Linked DNA regions of Mus musculus: regions 1 and 2 are each linked to region 3. The links are chromatin loops, found by intact Hi-C in ENCODE. Cell type or tissue: heart. All regions are shown on one strand.

Region 1 (8,000 bases), 740 kb after region 3:
CTAAAATTTTATTTTCCTAGTGTACAATTTCTTTTTTTAAATTAGATATTTTCTTTTTTTTTTCCATTTTTTATTAGGTATTTAACTCATTTACATTTCCAATGCTATACCAAAAGTCCCCCATATCCACCCACCCCCACTCCCCTGCCCACCCACTCCCCCTTTTTGGCCCTGGTATTCCCCTGTACTGGGGCATATAAAGTTTGCAAGTCCAATGGGCCTCTCTTTCCAGTGATGGCCGACTAGGCCATCTTTTGATATATATGCAGCTAGAGTCAAGAGCTCCGGGGTACTGGTTAGCTCATAATGTTGTTCCACCTATAGGGTTGCAGATCCCTTTAGCTCCTTGGCTACTTTCTCTAGCTCCTCCATTGGGAGCCCTATGATCCATCCATTAGCTGACTGTGAGCATCCACTTCTGTGTTTGCTGGGCCCCGGCATAGTCTCACAAGAGACAGCTACATCTGCGTCCTTTCAATAAAATCTTGCTAGTGTATGCAATGGTGTCAGCGTTTGGATGCTGATTATGGGGTGGATCCCTGGATATGGCAGTCTCTACATGGTCCATCCTTTCATCTCAGCTCCAAACTTCGTCTCTGTAACTCCTTCCATGGGTGTTTTGTTCTCAAATCTAAGGAGGGGCATAGTGTCCACACTTCAGTCTTCATTCTTCTTGAGTTTCATGTGTTTAGCAAATTATATCTTATATCTTGGGTATCCTAGGTTTGGGGCTAATATCCACTTATCAGTGAATACATATTGTGTGAGTTTCTTTGTGAATGTGTTACCTCACTCAGGATGATGCCCTCCAGGTCCATCCATTTGGCTAGGAATTTCATAAATTCATTCTTTTTAATAGCTGAGTAGTACTCCATTGTGTAGATGTACCACATTTTCTGTATCCATTCCTCTGTTGAGGAGCATCTAGGTTCTTTCCAGCTTCTGGCTATTATAAATAAGGCTGCTATGAACATAGTGGAGCATGTGTCCTTCTTACCTGTTGGGGCATCTTCTGGATATATGCCCAGGAGAGGTATTGCTGGATCCTCCGGTAGTACTATGTCCAGTTTTCTGAGGAACCGCCAGACTGATTTCCAGAGTGGTTGTACAAGCCTGCACTCCCACCAACAATGGAGGAGTGTTCCTCTTTCTCCACATCCTCGCCAGCATCTGCTGTCACCTGAATTTTTGATCTTAGCCATTCTGACTGGTGTGAGGTGGAATCTCAGGGTTGTTTTGATTTGCATTTCCCTGATGATTAAGGATGTTGAACATTTAGTTCATATTGTTGTTCTAACTATAGGGTTGCAGACCCCTTCAGCTCCTTGGGTACTTTCTCTAGCTCCTCCATTGGGGGCCCTGTGTTTCATCCTGTGAGCATCCACTTCTGTATTTGCCAGGGACTGGCATAGCCTCACTTGAGACAGCTATATCAGGGTCCTTTCAGCAAAATCTTGCTGGCATATGCAATAGTGTCTGGGTTTGGTGATTATGGGATGGATCCCCGGGTGGGGTAGTCTCTGGATGGTCCATCCTTTCATCTTATCTCCAAACTCTGTCTCTGTAACTCCTTCCATGGGTGTTTTGTTCCCTATTCTAAGGAGGAATAAAGTATCCACTCTAATGAAGTATCTACACTTTGGTCTTCATTCTTCTTGAGTTTCATGTGCTTTGTATCTTGTATTTTGGGTATTCTAAGTTTCTGGGCTAATATCCACTTATCAGTGAGTACATATCATGTGAGTTCTTTTGTGATTGGGTTACCTCACTCAGGATGATGCCCTCCAGGTCCATCCATTTGCCCAAGAATTTCATAAATTCATTGTTTTTAATAGCTGAGTAGTATTCCATTGTGTAATTGTACCACATTTTCTGTATCCATTCCTCTGTTGAGGGACATCTGGGTTCTTTCCAACTTCTGGCTATTATAAATAAGGCTGCTATGAACATAGTGGAGCATGTGTCCTTATTACCAGTTGGAACATCTTCTGGGTATATGTCCAGGAGAGGTATTGCTGGATCTTCCAGTAGTACTATGTCTGAATCCAAGAACACATCAAAATGATCATCCATCATGACCAAGTAGGCTTCACCTCAGGGATGCAGGGATGGTTTAATATATGGAAATCCATCAACGTAATTCACTATATAAACAAACTCAAAGACAAAACCACATGATCATCTCGTTAGATGCTGAGAAGGCATTTGACAAAATCCAACACCCATTCATGATAAAAAGTCTTGGAAAGATCAGGAATTCAAGGCCCATACCTAAACATAATAAAAGTAATCTACACCTAACCAGTAGCCAACTTCAAAGTAAATGGAGAGAAACTCAAAGCAATCCCACTAAAATCAAGGACTAGACAAGGCTGCCCACTTTCTCCCTACCTATTCAATATAGTACTTGAAGTCCTAGCCAGAGCAATTAGACAACAAAAGGAGATCAAGGGGATACAAATTGGAAAGGAAGAAGTCAAAATATCACTATTTGCAGATGATAAGATAGTATATATAAGTGACCCTAAAAATTCCACCAGAGAACTCCTAAACCTGATAAACAGCTTTGGTGAAGTAGCTGGATATAAAATTAACTCAAACAAGTCAATGGCCTTTCTCTACACAAAGGATAAATGGGCTGAGAAAGAAATTAGTGAAACAACACCCTTCACAATAGTCACAAATAATATAAAATACCTTGGTGTGACTCTAACAATTTCTATTTTAACCATGTATGTGGAAGCTTGAGAACATTTTTAGTCATAAGCTTAGTATAATAATTTAGCGTAATTCAAATGCACACTATGCAAACTTTATATGTAAGTCTTTTGATTTCTTTACTTTTCAATGCACAGAGAATATTTTCCCATGAGTCCTGGGTGAGAATCTGAAATGAAAAGAACTTTTATCTTATAAACATGCCCCATCCCAGCACAGTTCCACTACAGAGCCATCTTCAACTTGGGGTTATTAGGTTCCTACAGAAGCATCTTCCTGTGTGGCTCAATCAGGAACTCTATGCAGCAGCCTTGGTACTTGGGGGTTCTGCATCTATCAGTTCCTCCATTTTGATTTCCTCTGCTGAATTGATTTCAAGCATACCTTTCTGTAAATTACTGAAAAACAAAACAAAACAAACAAACAAACAAACAAACAAAAACCTCTGACTTTGAATTTCTTTAGAGTGCCAAGCACATTAGAAGAAGCTATTGCCTCCAATGTTATTGGATATTTTGGGGCCATGTGTCCATCTGTGACTCTATTTATGATTTGGAACTTGAATTGTTTGGCTATCTGTTAATTTGGAATGCAAACTGTTAGGCAGAGACTAGGTTGGTCCTCTAAAAACTCATGGAATTTAAGGCAGGAAGATACTTTTGGAAAAAATCATTAAGAGATAATTGCAGGCAGGTTAAATATTGAATGTCTGGAGCTTTTATATTTGCATGTATAGTTTCATGCTTAGTGACTAAAGACAAAAATATTTATGATCCTGGCCTTTTAATTTAGACCTCAATAGTGTCAACATCCAAACGCTACAGCCCAAGTGTTTTCACTTCCCTGTAGAGTTAGAGCCCATGAGCATTGTCTATACTGTCCACTAGGGCTCTTACATCAGTGTGCTCTGGATTTGTATTGCTACAATGTTGAGTTTCATCTGATTGGAAAGTAAAAGAAGTAGCAGAGAAAATTAATATCTTACTCCAGATCCCAGTTCAGCCTGATAGTTACACTCTCATCCTTAATTGTACCTGAGGCAAAAAGTTCAGTTATTTAGTCCTTGAAGAATCAATATTGTTGGCCTTTAAGATATATTGATTTAATGAATCACACAGAGGAGTCTCTGAAAGTTTTCTGCTAAGGCTCTAACATGTTAGAATTGGATGTCATATCATCTGCACTCTAATGAAGAGTTTAACATTTAGTCAACATGTTGCCATCATGTCATGAAGATTATAGGCTTCATTGTCTAGAAGTCAGAGATGCTCACTGACCACACCTATATGGGAAGGGAAGGAGGGACCAAGGTAGGAAAGAGAAGAGGGAGAGGAAGAGGGGAACATGATCAGGTATTGGTTGGGGAAAAAGGACTGAAGTCCAAAGGGCCAGAAGAATGGAAACAGGCAACAATAGAAGGTAGGATGCGGGGGTGGGGGGACCCTCCAGAATGTGTCAGAGACCTGGGAGGTGAGAGACTCTCAGGACTCAAAGAGAGGGATCTTAGATGAAATGCCCAACAGTGGGGAGAGGGAACTTGTAGAGCCCACCTCCAGCAGGAAGACAGGTCATCAAGTGAGGGAGGGGGTAGCATCCCAGTTAAAACTCAGACCCATAATTGTTCCTGTCTGAAAGAACTGCAGAGGCAAAAATGGAGAAGAGCCTGAGGAAAAGGAAGTCCAGCAACAGACCCAAAGTGAGATACAGCTCAAGGGGAGGCCCTGAGACCTGACACTATTACTGAGGTTATGGAGCGCTCACACAATGGGGCCTATCATAACTGCACTTTGAAAGATTGACCCAACAAGCAGCTTATATAATCAGATGCAGATATTTACACTCAACCAATGGACAGAAGCTACTGACCCCTGTGGTCGAATTAGGGGAAAGCTGGAAGAGGCTGAGGAGGAGAGCAACCCTGTAGGAGGACCAGTAGTCTCAACCTGGACCCCCAAGATCTCTCAGATACTGAGCCACCAACCAGGCAGCATACACTGGCTGATATGAGGTCCCCAACACATATACAACAGAGGACTTGCTGGGTCTGCACTCAGTCAGAGAAGATTCATCTAACCCTCAAGAGGCTGGAGTCCCCAGGGAAGGGGAGGTCTGCTAGGGCAGGGGTGGGTTGGGGGGACATCCTCATGGAGATGAAGGGGTGGGGGAGGAGGTATGGGATGAGGAACCGTCAGAGGGTGGATTGGGAGGGAGATAAAATCTGGAGTGTAAACCAAAATAAGTAAATAGATAGATAGATAGATAAGTAAAAGTTTTAAAAATGAAATGAAATAATGCAAATATATAGCTCACCTTCTTATCAATCTAGAAGCTAAGAGTAGGGGAGAATTGTCTTCTCTAAGATCTAAAATACCGTGACTTGACAAAAATAATGAGGTTGTGGACAAAGAAAGAAAGATAGGTTTGTGCTATAACAGTGCTAATTAGACAACGTAGAGGTGCTAAATGTAAATCAGAGTTGTTTCAAGAAGGAATCCTCTGTTGCTTGTTACTGTGCTGCAACGAGAAAACAGAGAAGCCACAAAGATACAGACAACCATGGAAGTAGAATGTAGTAGTAACTATGGGCAGAAACCACTTATCGGAAAAAAGGCTTGTTTTGACAAACAGTTTCAAAGAGCTCATTCTTTGTATCCTCCAGGTCATGACCAAGCTGCTCATTCATGGTAGTATGAGAATGAGGTGGAGATGGTGCCTAGGGTGAAGAACCAAGAGGCACAAAGAACATCAGAACCCAGGTCTGTGCTATCATCTTCTTCAGCATGTATCTAACAACCCACTTCCACCTGTGCCCTATTGCCTAAAGTTTCCACAGCCTGACAATATATCACCACCAGCTGGGAAACTGGAGCTTGAAACATATTTCTCTAGAAGGGCATCCAAGCCATAGCACAAAGTAAGATGGATGCTCTAAGATATTCAGCTCATTGGCTGTTTGGGGGATAATCACAGTGGCAAGGATCCAGAGGGTGTCAACTGTGTGAGTTAAAGCATTAGAAAGAAATGTTGAATGGTGTAGAGAAATGAGAGAAAGGCTTTCAGTCTGAAAATAGAACATAAAAATAACTCCAACGGAAAAAATCATGAGAATTTCTTCATAGTCAATGTAGTTGTTGATTTCTCTTCAAAAGTTATAGCTCTTCTGCCCTAACCTCATTCTAGCTGCTTACAAAGTAAGATCTTTGAAATCTTAAATTGGTGTGCCAAAACCACACTGGTCCACATTCTTCTTTTTAGGTGTTCTGACAAGAATGCTAGAATTTGCAATAAATTTTCCTTAAATGAAAAGAAGTGAACCACTTGTAACTCAAAAGGCATGCATAAGAGACTTTGAGGGGTGCTGTAAGGAGGCTTCAACTGTGACATCTCAGGGGTTTTCTTCCACAGTATCTCCTGCAGTAGATATCTTGCTGTCATTGCTAACCATGATTCAAATATAAATACTGATGGCCTAGGAAACAAACAACAAGTCAGGCTCACAAAAGAGCCCTTCACCTATCCTTGGTTCTGGTCCCAAAGACTCCAATCAGTTTTTGGCTTGGATCTCTCTTAAAACATCTAAGTTCTAGACAACATGGGGAGCATCCTCAGGGAGAACACTAATCTCCATCTCGTTCACATTTGCACAACATGGTGTGGCTTGTAATACAGTTCTTTAATAATAGATCTCTAGAACTATGAGATAACTCTCCCCACCCTCATCTACTACTTCTGTGGACTGAGAATGGGATCTGCATATAGAGGCTATGGAAGTAGAGAAATGAAAGTAAGCAGAGCAAATATTCTATCCCCCGAACTTACAGTGCTGAATGCTGTACAGGTGTAAATGTGTGGCTTTAAAGCACAGAGGAATTCTACAACAGCGAGTAGGCAAGTTGGGCTATAATTGTCAATGCAGGCGTTCAGTGGGGAAAGACACTTGCTGCCAAAGCTAATGATCAGGATCAATCTCCATAACCCACATGCGAGAAAGAATTGACTTCTACCTCACATGAGACAGCTATACCAGGGTCCCTTCAGCAAAATCTTGCTGGCATATGCAATAGTGTCTGGGTTTGGTGGCTGATTATGGGATGGATCCCCGGGTGGGGTAGTCTCTGGATGATCCATCCTTTCATCTTAGCTCCAAACTTTGTCTCTGTAACTCCTTCCATGGGTGCTTTGTTCCCTATTCTAAGGAGGAATGAAGTATCCACACTTTGGTCTTTCTTCTTCATTTTCCTTTATTTTGCAGAAGTGGATGCTCACAGTCATCTATAGGATGGAACGCAAGGCCTCCAATGGAGGAGTTAGAGAAAGTACCCAAGGAGCTGAAGGAGTCTGCAACCCTATAGGTGGAACAACAATATGAACTAACCAGTACCCCCAGAGCTCGTGTCTCTAGCTGCATATGTAGCAGAAGATGGCCTATTCGGCCATCATTGGGAAGAGAGGCCCCTTGGTCTTGCAATCTTTATATGTCCCAGTACAGGGGAATGCCAGGGCCAAGAAGTAGGAGTGGGTAGGTAGGGGAGCAGGGCAGGGGGAGGTTATGGGGAACTTTCAGGATAGCATTTGAAATGTAAATAAAGAAAATATCTAATAAAAAAAACAAAAACAAACAAACAAACGAACAAAAGAATTGGCTTCTACAAGTTGTCCTGAGACTTCTAATGGGTTCTATGGCATCAATGCATGTACACACACACACACACATGCTAAAACTTACAAACTGTGAGTGATTCATCATGATAGCAGTGTTAAAAATGATGACATCAAGAACAGAAAGGTGATAGTTTCACCAGGTTCTCCCTCTGTCTAGCAATAACTGGTGGTTCCTCCATCTTCCCCACCTATACTCTTCCTTTCAGCCAGTCCTCTTCCCTGTTCCCCAACTCAGTTTAGTTCTTCCGGCAATAACCAAACTGCCAAGAATCTCATATTAATCAAGACAGTGAGGTTGTTGGAATTTACTTACAGCCAGATGCTGTCTGAAACCACATGAATAAGATCCAAAGCTCCCCAAACATTGTAAAGACACGGTGGTCCATACTGGACAATGGTTCCACCATTTACTTTATCACAGATATCCAGCTTATGCACTAGAGCATCTTTAACACTTTCTAGTTTGAGAATATCAGTGGAGCATTGGGAGTATGTCAAATTTATGTACATTTTTAAATATTTTTTTTACTGTTTCCTTTTATTTTGAATAACAACACTCATATATTCTAGGCAGTATGATTTTAAATTTTATTTCAATATATAAATTGAACTTAAATTGC
Region 2 (8,000 bases), 1.6 Mb after region 3:
GTGTATTAAATATACACACATGCTTGCAATACCAATTAGTTTTTTTTAAGAGGCCATGAATTTGGAGGAGAACAGGGAGGGGTATATGGGAGGGCTTGGGGGGGGTGCGCAAAGGAAGGGAGATATGTTGTAATTAAATTATAATCTCCTAGGCCTGGCAGTGGTGGCACACACATTTAATCTCAGCACTCAGGAGGCAGAGACAGGAGAATCTTTGTGAGTTCAGGCCAGCCTGATCTACAGAGCTAGTTCTGTGTGAATATATATATATATATATATATATATATATATATATATATATATATATATATATACTCAAAAGAAAAACAATAGGATGGAACTTGAGCTCACAGATTGGACTTTGCTGGCCAGCCAGTAAAGCAAGCCCTGGAATCTGCTGTTTTCTGTCTCTCCAGTGCTGAGATTACAACAGGACTTTTAAAAACTTGGATGCTAGGGATCAAACACAGGTCCTGCTACTCAGCAAGCCATCTGTTCTGAGCCATCACCACATGATGCCTGAGACAGCATTTTTCACGACTGAAGATGATTAGACACCACAAAACCAACAGCACCAACCAACAAACAAACAAAACCAACAGCACCAAATTTGGTGTATAATAATCTGTGGTTACATGGGAAGAGGAGTGAGAGGAGGGTTCTGGGGTGCTAAGCAAAAAAATGCCTGGCATGTAGCACAGGGTGCTTGTGTGTGGACAACCCGCAAGCTTGCACCTCCAGGCAGTGAGCAAACCTCTGGGGCTGGAGAAACTGTAGAGGTGAGACTGCCGGATGCCTGGGGTTGAGTCATCAACCCATCAACCCGCTGTTGACATTACTCCAAGCCTTAGTGGCTGAGCCTAGACCTTCAGGACACCTGGCTATGGGACCCCCTCAACTGCTATTTCCTCAGGCAGTTTTCAGAGAAAGCTTATGGCTATAACCATCATCAACTGACAGACAGGTTTGTTTTCAAACTTTTACACTAACAGTCCTCTGATTGCTAATTTAGACTTTTGATTGTTAAAAGCATAGACATGAGTAGAAAAATATCACCTTGTATCCATAATGTATCACCACATTGTAAAGAGAAAGGAGGGGAATTGCTTTTGAGCAGGAAAGGCAGCTCATTGGGAGAGAGCTTGCCTCACATCCAGGACACACCGGGTTCAGTTCCTAGCATCTCACAAGAAGGAGGTGGGTCAAACAGGCCCTCCTTTGTCCAGTATGAAAGCTAAGCAAAATCTTCGGGTTGAATCTTCCTTTGATTGAAGACAATGTAGTTATTAAGATTTTAAACACTGGAGTTGGAGAGGTGGCTTTTAAGAGCACTGGTTGCTCTCCCAGATGATGTAGATTCAGTTTCCTGCGACTACATGGTGGTAACTCTCTCTTCTGGCACTGCACACATGTGGCACACAGACACACATGCAGGCACAACATCCTATGTACAAAATAAATGTTTAAAACATGTAAAGGTATTAAACCTCAAAAAATCCCTATGAGTGTGGACAGTTTCAGATAGAGACCTCAAAAGAAGCCGTAATTTCTCTATGCAAAGGAACATTTAGCTCAAAGCAAAAACAGATATGACATTTATAGGAAGAAGATACATTGGCCAGCTAACTCTTTTAATTGAATGATTTTCTGTTTGCATCTGTTCATCTAGGGCTTAATTCTTGAATGTGGTCAACTTTTGCTTGGTCATTGAAGTGTTTGGAGGATGAGGTGTAAGTCGTAGCCATTTTGCCTCCTCTTCAAATAACTTTAACAAAGAATAGAACGCAAAGCTATTTCTCTCTGGGTATTATTTGAATTTACACTAACTCTGAATGTCTCCTTTTCTCTAGAACTTTGACCTTTGAAGCCAACTAGCTTGTTAAAGTGCCTAATACAAAACCAACCATCCATAATAAACTAAAAAGAAAAAGATGTTCTATGAGGGATCAATATACAGTTCCTTCAGTTTAAAAATGGTCATAAAAAACACAGGGCCGCCAGTGGAGGAGCTAGAGAAAGTATGCAAGGAACTGAGGGGGTCTGCAACCCTATAGGAGGAGCAGCAATATGAGCTAACCAGTACCCCCAGAGCTTGTGTCTCTAGCTGCGTATGTAGCAGAAGATGGTCTAGTCGGCCATCATTGGGAGGAGAGGCCCTTGGTCTTGCAAAGATTATATGCCCCAGTAGAGGGGAATCCCAGGGCCAAGAACGGGGGTGGGTGGGTTGGGGAGCAGGGCGGGGAGGGGGTATAGAGGACTTTCAGGATAGCATTTGAAATGTAAATGAAGAAAATATCTAATTAAAAAATTGTTTTTAAAAAAAGGTCATAAAGGAGAACCAGGCATGGTGGTGAGGCACAGGTCTTTAATCCCAGCACTTAGGAGGCAGAATCAGGCAGTTCTCTGTGATTTCTAGGCCAGCCTGGTCTACAAATTGAATTTTAGGACAGCTAGAACAGAAACTCCCTCAAAAAACAAAACAACAGCAAAAGAAAGGTGAAGCCAAAAGAAGTTAACTGCAAAAACAGATTTGCACACTGTACCAAAAAACTTCTTTCCTTCTTTCTTTCTTTCTTTCTTTCTTTCTTTCTTTCTTTCTTTCTTTCTTTCTTTCTTTCTTTTCTCTCTCTCTCTCTCTCTCTCTCTCTCTCTCTCTCTCTCTCTCTCTCTCTCTCTCTCTCTCCCTCTCTCAATTAACAGATATGCAACATCTGTCTCTCTACATAACCCTGGTTGTGTCCAGGAATTCACTGTGTAGTACAGGCTAGCATAGAGATTCACCTGCCTCTGCCTCCCAAGTGCTGGATTAAAGGCGTGCATCACTACAGCCTACTCAACCTCCTGCTATTAAAATAAAGCTTTTTCTGAACACTGGAGTCTGTTGTGACATAATTATTATTTAAGATCCCCACTTTTGCTCTTCGTTGCCCAGGCAGCATGTATTTATTGATTTAAACATCCAGAGTTCTGCCACTGAACTTGTCCCCAGCTCAGTATGTTGTTAATTTATTTATTTAGATACAAGGTCTCACTGTGTAACCCTGGCTGGCCTGGAATTCACTCTGTAGACTAAGCCTGAACTCATGGAAATCTGCCTGCCTTTAAGAAGTGATTTCTTAAAAACAGAATGTGGGTTTGTGATGGATTTCATACTCCAATTTCAGGGTTGGTGTTTCAAGTAGGATCCCATATTTTGTAATTTCTTAGTGAAATTCCACATCAAACATGACCCAAGATACAAATATACTCAATTCAATATGTGAAAACTTTAGTAAAATACAACTCATTCTGTATTAAAAGCCAGCCACATCAGAAACAAACGCAAAAGCCAAACCTCAATACAAACTTATGAAAATTAGATACTTTATTTATAGCTTAATCACAAAACAATTTTCTTATTCTTCGGGATGTAAATACATACTAGAATAAACTCTGTAGAATATACAAAAAAATACATACTTTCCCATGAAATTTTTCTTCAAAATAAATAGAAGGAAACACGTGTGTGGCTGATCCTGGCAATGCCCCGTGTCTGCTTAGGTTTTCAGACTGTTGATTTATTTTTAATCTCTTGAAAGGATGGGGGAGTTCCTTCTCCCCTAAAAGGTCGAGATAAATAATGCATGAAGCAATCCTCCCTCCTGATTTTTCCTTTTTCCTTCACATTTTTTCTTTTGATAGAGAATTCAGCCTAAATTTCCACGCTTGCATTCAACCCTTACAAAAGCCTACAAATTATACAATGACTTCTAACCTGGCCCTCTAACAAAACAAGTTTTTCCCCCTTATAAATCATAAGAGACAGATGGCAAAATGGAGAAAAAAAGCAAAAAGAAGGGCGGGACAATAGGCATTGTGACGAATCTGGGAAAAAAACAAAGTGCACATCAGAGAGGGAAAGTTTGGTTTGACAGGTGAAATTCCCACAGCCTGCAGACAGCAATGGGAATAGAGCAGATGCCAGCCATTGCAAATGTGTGGATAATATTATTACCAGTAAATTCATTCAGATGCTAAAATACATTTCTTTCGACTGACATTAACATCTCTATGTAGAAACGAAGGTGAAAAGATCACAGGGACCAGTTGCATTCCCTCTGAGAGATTCACACGAACTGCCTGCCCGGAGTTCTCCTCCAGCAGCTCTGAGAGAGGGGAGGAGCGTCAGTCTGCTCTGCACACTCGTTAGTTATGGTACTTTTTCTCAGTGTCTTTTACAGTCTTACGAGGTTCCCCACGCCAGCCCCCACTCCCACACGCCATAGTCCTCTTTGACCATAAATCCTCACATCTTCAATAAACCAGAGCTGGTCTCCACCCCCGAATGCACCAGCCGCCGAGGGGATTGCAAGGGCCACCTCTGCTCTGTGAAGTGGAGTCCGGGGCGTGGAGGGTGAGGGGCGGGAGAAGGATGGGAAGAGGGCCGGGTAGAGGACGAGAGAGGGAGACCCGCAGCTCTAGATACAGTCCCTGGCGAGGGGCAGGTGAGGCGCATAACGATGCTTCTCCGGAGGTGGGGGCTGCCAGTAGTCCACGTCTGACCCGGGGCTAGCGGGCGATAAAGTGCAGCTGTATGGGGACGTGGAGTTGGAGGATGACGCCGGGCTGTTGGTGCAGCTCCAGGAGGAAGGTGGAGAAGGGCTGTCCCCGCTGGCGCCGAGCGCAGCTCCCGGGCTCAGGAGCACCGCCTCCGTGAAGAGCGCCCCCTGGAGGCCACCGGCGCCGGCGCAGTGGTCCGCCAGGCGCAGAGTCTCGGTGAGCGCCCAGATGTAATTGTGGGCGAAGCGCAGCGTCTCGATCTTCGTGAGCTTGGCATCCTCGGGGAAGGTGGGCAGCACCTCGCGCAGCGCGTCCAGCGCGGCGTTTAGGTTGTGCATGCGGTTGCGCTCGCGGTTGTTGGCCTTGAGCCTGCGGGTCTTCTTGATGCGCTGCACCGTCTCCGCCGTCTTGGCACCTCGGGAGACGGCCCGTGAGCGCGACGGGCGACGCTTGCACTCGTGCATCAGGCCCAGCAGCCGCCCTGGCCGGCAACCCCCGGCACCCGACGCCGGACTGCCCTGCACCCCCTGCCCGGCTTCCGCTCCACGCTGCCCACGCGCGGAGCCCGGCCGGCGCAGCTCCTCGTCCTCCTCCTCGTCCGCGCTGGAGGACATCGGGGTCAGGGTCGCCGAGGCCGGGGAAGCCGAGCCCAGCAGCATCAGTACCTCCTCTTCCTCCTTCAACTCCAGAGTCTCAGATTTGACGAACATCCTGAGAAAGAAGAGGCAGATGAAATTTATTCCCAGAATGGACAGGGTAAAGTGTCGCTGGCGCCGCGCCCCGCCCCCCCCCCCTCCATCTCCCTCAATGTGCATTCGCGAAGATGGCGAGGACAGAGCTGGGGAGGAGCGCCCCGGGCTCGAGCCACCTTCTGCCGGTCACAGAAGTCACTGCGTCTAGAGCGATGGAGTTAGCGTGGGCGGCGTGAGCCTGCGTGGGGACACTGCCTGCGAAGTGGAGAGCCGCGGCATGCACACTTACCTACGCGGCTCCAGATGTGTCGCGGCGCAGCTGCTGCTCCGGTGTGTGTCCGGGAATGTCCCCGCAGCCCGGAACCGAGCACGGTGTCCTCCGCGCCGCGGGCTTGGCGCTTCCTAGGCGCACCTCCGCGGGGGGGCCTCTCGGCTGGGCGACTTTGCCAAGAGCCCGGACGACCGCGGCAGCTCGCCCGAGTCTCGTGTGTTGTCGTTCTCGTGCGTGGTTGTCTGTCAGTCAGTCCCTGGCCGTGTGGCTGCTGGCACGCGACTCCAAGGCACTCCAGTTAAAGCCGAGCTGCTTGTGGTTCAGTGGCTGCGTGTCTGGCACACGACTCTCCTTAAAACCCCTTATATACCACCAAGAAAACAATCAGATCTGCCCCGGGGCCCCCTCCTCACCTACCCTTCCCCCGCCCTCTCCTCCTCCGCCTGTCCTGGTCCCCCGCTCTCCCTCCCCAGCTTATTCTTTTCATCGTATTATCATCATTCATTTCTTTCCCTTTCTTTAGTCCCTCTCCCCCTCCCCTGGCCTGGCCATCCATCCTCCTCCTCCATCACCCCCGCCCCTCCGTCCCCCCTTTATCTAATCAGCATAAAATGGTTCTAAAGCTCCTGTTGGCGCTCCAGGCTGCAGCCCAAGCTACCGAAGCCGCGGCGGCGGCAGTGGCTCAAGCTGCGGCTGTTGTCGCCGCCGCTGTCTATTGTGATTGGTGGCTCGCGCTCGGCTGGAGCGTGCCGCTAATTTATTAATGAAAGGAGGTCGCGAGGCGCAGCTGGCCAATCAGTGTTCCCGGGACTCCGGGAGGCCTGCGAGCCACGCGCACCGGAGCCCGCTCCCTTTCAGCAGCTCATTAGGGGCCCGAGTGCTGGGGGCCCATGGCGGGGGGGGGGGGGGGCACCCCGACTACTGCTCCCGCCCGAGTCCTCCATACGCGTCCCGCCCGTCTCAGCCGGGGTCTCACGGGCGGGCGACCGGAGCCTTGAATTAGTGAGAGTCAGAATCCCGGAGAAGGCAGCCTGGTGGTGCTGCCGGCCATGTCTCGGCAAAGCCTCTTTGGGGCCGTATCAACTAGAAAACGGGTTTTAAAACACCTTAGTCTAATTAGGAAAAGGAAGGGGTCACGTACGTGTGCCAGACAGGAGGCACGTTGTGAGAGAGTGTGCCTGAGTTCTAGAGAAACGTGTCTATGACTGTTTGGGAAACATTAGGAGTTCACAGAGACGTCCCCTAGAAGGGGAAATTGGTCGGAGAGCAATTGATGAGCATTAAAAAAAAATAAAATAAAATAAAATAAAATAAACGCACTCACTTGACACACCCATTTTCCCTGAGACACAGTGAGGCTTCACGCCTTGACGTAATTTGGGGGGCTTCTGGTGCGGAAGGGGATGGGTACCAACAACAGGTTAGAGCCAGATGATACTATAAGGTGGCTTCCTGTGTGGGTGGCAAAGGCAGGCGTGCTACTGCTCCTAGGAGCGAGTGGATCACTCTGACACTTGTATGACCTCTGCTCCGCTCTGGGGGGCGTTGTTGAGACATAGGGCCTGTCCTCCCAATTCTGCCTTTTCAATGGGGAGAAAAAAAATAGAAAGGAGCTCTAGCTCCCTGCTGGACTTGAGAGGAAACTTGTTCTGAATTGCTGTCTGTCCCTCCCCTTTACCACTAGACGCAGAACCAGAGTCCCAGAAGTGAGTGAGTCCTGAGTGTCATCTGGGACCGGTCGCGGGGTCCTTTTTTGCGAGGATGAAAGGAGAGTCTTGGGAGGGGCTTTAGCAGTCCACCAGAGCCAGAGAAAGAGATTATCCGCAGGTCTCTGGCTCCTTAGTTCGTTGGGACTGAAAATGAGCTGAATCTCAGAGAAGAGTTCAGCCAGAGCACTGTTCGCATTGGCACGGTTTGCGTGTGTTTAGTTCCCTTAGAGGGCTACGGAGCAGGATTTGGAGAGCGTGGAGCCGAAGAAAAGCAAAATTAGCATCCAGGGAAATAGTCTGGATCTTTGCAGCACCCCAACCTCCAGTATTTTCTGTCAAACTTTCATTTCTTCCCCCTTTAAAAAAAGCACATTTCCTAAATGTAAAAGCATTATTTCATCTAGTTCCCGCTAGATCCTCTCGGAACACTTTAATTTCCCTTGTAGACAGGACTGAAATAATGGGAAGGCACAGACGATACTGGACTTCAACACACGCCATCCGGCCCTCTCAGAGACTCTTCCTTTGAGTCTCTAGCTCTGTCTAGAAACTCGCAAGAAGCCGAATAGTCTGGAAGGCAAAAAATATATATTTGGAGTGAGAGCTGTCGGACAGCCCACATGGTTGCAGGTGCACGCGACCTTACGTAGTTAGCATTGAGACCAAACACTTAACCACCCTTCAAATTCTTCCTAAAAGAAACCCCCACTAAGGGTCTGTTTGGCCTTGGCTGAACGGATGGGGATTTAAGGAACATGTGGGAGTGGATGCGGAGTTTGTGTTTGTTCA
Region 3 (8,000 bases):
GTGTTGGTGGAAGAGGAGACCTGGCACCATACCCAAAGAAGTGGCCTCTTATCCCCTCTTTCAACTGTTTGGACACAAACCAGGCTTGACCTTCCCCTCCCACTCACAAGAGTGACCTCCCTCCCAAATAAAAAGCTTCCCTGTGGATGATTTTGCTTGTTCCGTAAATGAAAACAAAAGACAAAACAAAACAAAACAAAAATGGTTGGGCTTGTTAACGATTCTGTTGGGTTTCCGAAGGTCAGAGATTAACTGACACTCATCCACTGCAGCCCCATAAAAACAGAGCTGTGTTTCTCTGCCCTTGCCAGAGCCCCTGTGGAAAAGCTCAACTCTGACAGTCAAAGGAGTTGTGAGGGTGCCAGTGGGAGGTACCCCCCACTGCTCAGTGATGGGCAGGGAGGCTGGTGTTAACACCTACTAACCTAAGAGCAGCCAGTGCCCCTCCTGTATTTGCACCTGAGCAGGGCAGGTTTATTAGACACACACTTGTTTCTGGAGATCATCAATTCACTGACCTGTGAGATTGGTGTAGTTAAATGTGACTTTGCGGTATGGAGAAAAGAGGGGCAAAGAAAGAGAGAGAGAGAGAGAGAGAGAGAGAGAGAGAGAGAGAGAGAGAGAGAGAGAGAGAGAGATAGATAGATTCAGGAGAGGAGAGGAAAGCTGAGAACAGCCCCAACAGGAAGAGAATGAAAATGAAAATAAATTCAGGTATCCAGGTTTGGAGAGGAGGAGGTGCAGGGGCTAACTGAAGTCACTTAAAAAAATAATTGGATTAAATCAATCCCCTCTCTCCAACTCATGTTCACCTCCTTTTCCTATTTCTCCCATTCTCCTTTCTTTCTTTCCCAGACATGCTGGTAGCTAACATTCGGCATTAGTTGCCATGGTGACCATAAATCACATAAATCCAAAAATACCCACCTATAATCTGAGATGAAGCTTTTATTTCCCTAGCGAAATAATATTTTAAAAGCTGTCAGCTGACAAAAAAAAAAAAAAAAAGGAGCCCACCTCATTGTAGTAACCTTAGTAATGTATTACTCTAAAGGTTTAAATTAAAATGTCAGCCTGTTCAAAACACGTTGGGAGAATCTTGGGCACTCCATGTCAGGCTCTCACAAAGACGTTGACTCCATCACTCCTAATGGTTCTTCAGCACACAGACACACTTGTGTGTGTGTGCACGTGCGTGTGCATGTACGTGTGCGCGCGTGCCTTTGCTCAGATCCAGGCTTTTCTTCCCTTTACCTCCGATGCTTTAGTCCTGACGGACTCTAAGCCAGGTTTGTAAAAGAAGGGAGTGTCCTGGAGCCAAAAGAGGCCTTGACCAGTGTTGAGGCTTTTAAGGGACCTTTTGTGTGTGTGTGTGTGGATTCTTAGATGGCTTTGAGATGGGGAGATCTTAAAGAAGTTAAGAAGAAAAAGAGAAGAGTTGGAGAGAGAAAAGCTGCGTTTTGGAGCACGGAACCCATCCATGGTCAAGTTCTATGGTTAGTGAAGCCCAGGAAGGATGGGGCTTGTCCCCCACCCCTTCTTTCTTTCCCAGGGGAAGAAACTTTCCCAGTGGGAGTCCCTGGGGAGGGTTGTGTGGCTGCAGCCGTGCCTTTTGTCTTCTAACTTGGGCTGTTGTCTTTTGCCTATCTTGGATTACAGGGTATTCGCCTAGATGAAGAGCCATTAATTACCCATTCAGTCAATATTAGGAAGACGACAAAGCTTTTTACATAGGATTAAGAAGACATCAGATTGTTCCATTAGTATATTCCTGCTCACGAATAAGCTTTCGTTATACATTTCCTTTTCCCCGGAGTCGCTCTAACAACTGCTGCATATATTAACAGCAGTCTGTGCGGAGTAACCGCCTAAGCAGCCTAAAGAAACTTTGAGTGAGAATGGAACGGGTTGGGAGAGTCGCCACCTGCAAAGAATGCTTGCCACCGACCTTCAGGGACTGACTACCTGGACATCTGGTACAATTTCCCACTGGGGTGGGGGTGGTTGGAAACCACAGGAAGAGAGGAGGCTTCTGCCAAGAAAACTGCAGGTTTAATGGCGGAGGTGGTGTCCAGTGGGGAAAAGAAAATAGATAACTGTCACCACCCAGTTCTCCTGTCTCTTTGCCTTTGCAAGCTTCAGATCTCCTCCAGCTAGCACCTGCACCTTGCCTTCCAGTTACATCCAAGATCGCTCCACTTTCCCCCACAACCTTCTTCCTCAGGGCTCAGATCCCTCCTCCAGACACCACCATTTTGCCTTTTGCTCCAGAAGGTTTGAATGTTAGAAGGCCTCCGCTTTAAGCGGCTTCATAATGGAAACCAGATCGTTTTGCTTTTGTGGGTAGAATAGGAGTTCACATCGTTCGAGTTTCGCCAACATTTGCTGATTAAGTGAATGGGAGCCCAAGAGGAAAACAGGGCCTTAGCGAGGGCCAGAGTTTACTCGCGTTCTCCGAAGGCGATTAAGCTGCGACCCCCAACCCCCGAGGGAGAAGGGATGTTTAGGGACCCAGAGTGTCGGGAGGGACCTAGGAGTTTTCTTCTGAGGCGGGGAAAATCTAGGACTTGGGGCAATCAGAATACTTTCAGCCCAGCCAGTCTCTCAAAGCTTTTTAAAAATTAATGGCATGGCTGGGGGTAGGGAAAGCGGGCGAAGTACTGGGCGCCTGTCGCAGGGCAAACCGGACAGACTTTGAGGCCAAGCCCGGCAGTGCTGTGGGCTTTATGCCCTACTCTATAGCAACGGCGCCCAAACATTCTGCACTCTCTTCTCTTCCTGAAGGTCAAGACCATTTGAGAGTTCCTAAAAACGTAGCCATACGTGAAGTCTTTAGCTGGACTTTGCTCCTTTCTATAGGACTGGCCAAAATGCCTCCCTCCAAGTGCCAGGCCTGGAGGCTCGATTAACTCTCTCAGCCCCTACACTGCCTCCAGTTTCAAGTTTTGAGCTTAGTGGTGGTATATGGAGCCCGCCTTAGCCCGAATACGGATCTGGGGAGTCTCCCTTAGAGAGTCTGCATCTGAGGCTATTTGAGGAAGAAGAGGTGGGCGCCGTCACGGGAGTGTACTGGCTTCATCTTTTTCACTACATGATATTTAAAAACATGCATTTTTTAAAGTATAGGAAACCTTAAAAGTACAAAAACTAAATTCAAGTCAGAAGTTTGTATAGTCTATAAATTATTTTCTGTAATCTCCAAAAGGTACTTAACTCTGGTGATCTTCCCGCAGTGATTAGAGGTTTTACCTTACTGGTGCATATTATTATTATTATTATTATTATTATTATTATTATTATTATTATTATTGTTATCATCATCGTCATCATCATCATCATCGTCATCATCATCATTTTGATTTATCAGTACACACACACACACACACACACACACACACACACACACACCACAAACCAGCTAAAACCCAAGGTTTTCAGTATCTTGTCCCACTACATGCCTTTTTAAAATGAATGCTATTAAACACATTTGGACAGCTTTTTAAAACTTAAGTCCAAAAGATAGAAAAACAGACATTTTTGGCAATATAGGGGGAGAACCTTTCATACACTCTTTAAAATAATCCGTCCTTCAAGTAAACGCCACAATTCTTCATATTCATATTCATATTCATATTCGCTCTCTCTCTCTCCCCACCATTTTCTTTTTCCTTTCTTTCTCCTATTATTAAAAGCGAATGCCAGGACACTTGACAGCGGGGACTAAACTCTGTAGGCTCTCAGACACATCCTGCCTACCTACAAGGACATCATCCCACTGCAGACTCCTTGACGGGGTCTGCGTCTATTAGCCCCAAAGCAGGCCACCTAGCCTCAGAAACAATTCTTTGGGTCAACGAAATCAGGGTTAGAGGTGGGGTCGAGTTCTAGGGTCACAAGCCACAGGATGTAACTTGCCCTCCGCTGGGCGGCGGCTGCCCCCCCACCCCCACCCCTGGGCCTAGGCCGGGCTTGCACAAAGCCTTCTCCCTGGGATTCATCGCTACTCTTGATTTTTAACCATATCCCAAACATTCTCCGGTCTAATAATTTATTTTTACGACCGATTATCAAACAGAAGAAGAATTTAACACAATCTTAATGACAGAAATCAACCGACATTATCTCTGCATTGCCCCCATTTAACCCCTTGGGGTTAATCCCGGACAAGTGAGCATTTAACTGACCCAGCAGGAGGACTCAGGATGGGAAAGCTGCAGGTTGCTTTAAGCGTTTTTGATTCAACAAATGCTGCTTTCTGCTCAGATACCCGCAGAAAGTCTTTTTTTCCTTAGTAATACTTTTTATTTACTTGACTGCAGTTCCAAATTACCCCCTCTGGCAATATTATATTTGTGTAGGGGTTGGGGTCGAGGGCTGTGGGGAGTTTTATCTCCTCACACAATCAAAGGTCAACAACCTCCTAAGGTCCGGCACTTACTTATTTTGAAGCTGGGAAAACCCGGAGACTAGAAAAAAATATGTAAATTAGAATTCTACACCTATTCCAAATGAAGGCCCCTCCATCTCTTATACACACACATACATTATCTAAGGATGAGTTTGTATTTCTCCAGGGCCTTTGCTGTGCGTGAGAGACATTTTCACCTTTTGCACAAGCCTATGGACTGGTCTAGGGTGAAATCAAACAACGAAGAAACTACATTATTCAAGCCCAAGGCCTAACAGCTAACACAGCAGCAGGGGCTCTTCAACAGGAGCACCCAATCGCTGCGGCCCTCATGTGCTGTGCATCGTTCTGTCTCCTGCTCTTTAGGGCTGTGGTCCAAACCCAGACCCTTCAAAGCGAGCCTTCAGCACGACTTTCCAGCGTTCGCCTGGCGCGATAAACTGCACCCAGCCGCCTGGGCGAGGCTTGGCTGTGAGCTTCAGGGACCGGGTGGGCCCTGATGGTGCAACGTGCAGTGGGACCAGGAGAGCGACAGAGGTCGCTGTTGGACCACTTTGCACACCAGAAGCAGCGGCCGTAGTAGGCTGGGGCGTGCGCAGGGGATCAGACCACAGGGAGAGAGAAAAGGGAGAGGTGTTGGGTCTCAGGAGTGCAGTATAATTTGTGGAAAGGAATTAAAGTCCCTGGGACGGCTGCTTCGCGCTCTACCCAGAGGCCAATAGTCTAAGTTCTGCAGCAGGGGACACCGGCTTTGGCAGCTTCGCCCGCCCGTGCTTCACCGGCAGCCCGGAGTCCCGGAGGCAGGAGCCCGGCGCGCGGCCTGCGCTTCCCTCCCCCCTTACCATTGGCGCCGGGGTGCTGCCGCGGGAACAGCTTGCTGCTGGCCGACTCTTTCCGGCTCTTGGGAGAGTCCGTGAACTCGACCTTTTTGATTTCGGAGTCTTTGGAGAAGAGACATTCAACGGCTGCCGGCTGCACGCCTGGGCCGTTAGTGCGCCCGCCCCACGTGCGGTGGCAGCGGATGCCAAAGGGCGGAGGGAAGGAGCCCCGGACCAGGGTTAGGGGGCGAGGCGGGACGGAGGGGGAAGAGGGACAGAGAGCAAAGAGCCCGTTAGAGGAAGGACAGACCACACTCCCAGCCCTCCGGCCCCTTGGCAACCCAGTGAGGGCAGTGATCTGTCCCTGGGCCACCCGACGGGAAGCTTAGAGGAGTGTCAGAGCAGTCCTTGCTAGTTCGCCTGAGCCCAAACCTCCCCGAAAGGGCAAGGCCACGGCTGTACTAGTTTGATTTCCTTTTCGCCTAACCCCCCCCTGGAGAAAGTTCCAGTTGCTGGGGGCCTCGCTGTCGAGCCGGAGCCTTCTCCTCTCTCTCAAGACGCAGCCTGACTCCCTTCTAGGGACCCGGGCAGGAGAAGTGAGCTTCTTACCTAATTGCACGCAGGCCGACACTAGTTTGCGACAATTGGTCTCCATTCCCGGTTATCTGCAAAACAGAAGAGAAGTGGGACTTTGAGAAGTGGCAGCTGTAGGGAGTTGGAGGCTCAAAGGCAGCTAGCTACTTGCGCGGAGGTCAGGATCGACTCTAGGTGTGAAGTGTGCTGCTAGGTGCTGGGGGATTCAGGCACGCCTCTCGGGCCGGAGAGCCCCACGGAGTCCAGCAACGTCTTCCGGGCTCTAAATCCAGGACTCCCACCGAGATGTTTACCTGGAGGAATTAAGTCCCCAGTTGAAGGGGAAAGGGCCCAGAGGTTAGGAGGCCAGTGAACCCACAAGCTTCTGGAGAAGCTGCGGGGACTACGTTCAAGGGCGCCTAGGCCGAGGAGCCACCTTAAGCTGATACACGATTTGGGGGTGGAGAGAATGGACTTCTCTTTGGAAAGATCGCCATTCAATACGGTGTCAGTCAATTTGAGCTCAGCAAACATTTGCAGAAGGCCAGAAACAGCATGCCGGGTCGCACAAAGCAACTTTCCCTCCGCTTTTCTGTTATTCTGAAAGGGAGGGAACTCTCGGCCAAGGGTGCTCCAGGAGCGAGCTGAGTTAGGGCCGCTCATCCACCAGGAGCCGCGTTTCCATATTTAGCCATACTTTTCCCTGGAGATACTCATCCAGCCATTTATTTACCCTAAAGTATGATTTAAGATCGTAGAGCCGAGTTACACGACGGGCTGGAGCGAGACAGGAGACCCGGGCAAGCGTTTCTGGAGGGGCCGCCAAGCCCAAACAGCACCGAGGAGGCTGCTCCTCCAGTTTCGGCCTTTGCCGTCCCAGGCAAGCTAGATCCTTTTCAAATTTCCAACCGCAACTCAGACAGCCAAGCTTTTGACGCGGCCCCTTTTCTTTGCCACAGGCAAACCGGGAGAGGTGGGTGGCGGAGGGCTAGATGGAATGGTTGCTTTCAAGACAAGAAAGGGAAGAAGGGATTCTCAGGCCCCCTGAATCTTGGCTCCTGACTCTTGCTAACAGGGTATGCCTGCGATCGGAGGATCCTTTTCTCTTAGAGACCAGGGCTGGAGGTGAGAGCGGGCATTGCCAGGCCAGTGGGCCGAGTTTTGGCCTCAGGAGCATTTTCACGCGCTCCTCAGTCTCTTCTGGAGCAATCCAAGCTCCAGGGGACTCTGGCCAAGGTCGTGCTGCCTGGAGGAGGGGCCGCCTGGTGTGGTGGCCTGGGGATCCAAGACTGGGGAGCCACAAGCAGGTCCCCCCTCCCCCAGCTAATGAGACCCGGGTAGGGATTCTGCCGATCCTTGTGGACCCGTGGGCCCAGAAGTAGCAGTTTGGCGGCTCCAGATTTAGCGATTCTGCAGTAAAATCACAGGATTAGTGTCTGATTGAGATGTCTGTTCGGGAGATATTACAAAATTCATTATCACAGCTTTCTACTAACTCGATATGAAGTAACACAGATGGGATTTTATTAGTCCAGACTCCAAATGTTTACTTATGATAATTTCGGGGGAAATTTGCATGGCATCATCATTTCGATAATCTTTTTTTTTTTTATATGTCTGAACTGGCTGCATTATTAGCCGGTAGCCCCAACATTGCAGATGGCTACTGCAAATAGTTTTATTTATTTATTTATTTTCAAGGACTGAAATATACAGAAGAGAAAGACCTGACCTGTAAAGTCAGTTGCTACACATTTCCTCCCACCCCCATCCCCCCACGCTTTGGTGCTGAAGACCAATCAAAGCAGTAAGAAGCAACGCTTCAAGACCCCGTAGGTTTCGGCCCAAGGAGTGAAAAGATCAAGACGTGTTCCTTAGCTCCTTGCTACACGTCCTTGTGACTTTGAGATGTATTTTATTTCGCAGTAATGTGAATCCTGAGACTTTATGCTCCATAGAACGACCAGGCCTAATAAATGGGTCCAGTCTAACTAACTGAGGAAGATTTTTTTCTTTAAAGAGAGACCTTCAAGTCTTATCTGATGATACTTAAACTTGTCCTATCAAGGTGGCTAACGTGTGACAGACAAATTTCACTGCCAGATTACAACACTGGTTTTGATGGCTAATCTCAACATTTTAGATAGGAGACGTTTCCTGATTAGAAGTTATTCTCATGCCAAAAGTTCCCATCCTGGTTG

What was found. A loop is a pair of places that touch in the nucleus more often than their neighbours do. Peaks named below come from ENCODE experiments on the same cell type or tissue, not always from the same donor. Only the 100,000 strongest peaks of a DNase experiment are listed, where the experiment ranks them.
Region 1: a loop joins it to region 3, with 3 times the contacts of the local background. A loop is called at or near these places in 7 of 42 quality-filtered maps.
Region 2: a loop joins it to region 3, with 7 times the contacts of the local background. A loop is called at or near these places in 16 of 42 quality-filtered maps.

What each region holds. Positions count from the first base shown.
Region 1 is chr3:128,460,031-128,468,030 of GRCm38, reverse strand. No RefSeq gene overlaps it. Among named protein-coding and RNA genes, the nearest start is that of Gm52639, 90 kb to the right of the region's middle. In heart, no CTCF peak of the experiment used is centred here; no DNase peak of the experiment used is centred here.
Region 2 is chr3:127,630,978-127,638,977 of GRCm38, reverse strand. Neurog2 (neurogenin 2) reads right to left here and starts at 5,842. Exons shown (of 2, transcript NM_009718.3): 1 at 5,521-5,842; 2 at 3,347-5,250. The coding sequence starts at 5,249. The coding sequence ends at 4,458. In heart, no CTCF peak of the experiment used is centred here; a DNase peak (open chromatin) is centred at 4,597; H3K4me3 peaks cover 2,767 bases; H3K27me3 peaks cover 7,070 bases.
Region 3 is chr3:129,201,828-129,209,827 of GRCm38, reverse strand. It overlaps Pitx2 (paired-like homeodomain transcription factor 2), which reads right to left. Exons shown (of 5, transcript NM_011098.4): 2 at 5,836-5,891; 3 at 5,251-5,388. The coding sequence starts at 5,881. Among named protein-coding and RNA genes, the nearest start is that of Pitx2, 6.0 kb to the right of the region's middle. In heart, a CTCF peak has its summit at 4,926; a DNase peak (open chromatin) is centred at 4,947; H3K4me3 peaks cover 3,109 bases; H3K27ac peaks cover 546 bases; H3K27me3 peaks cover 7,269 bases.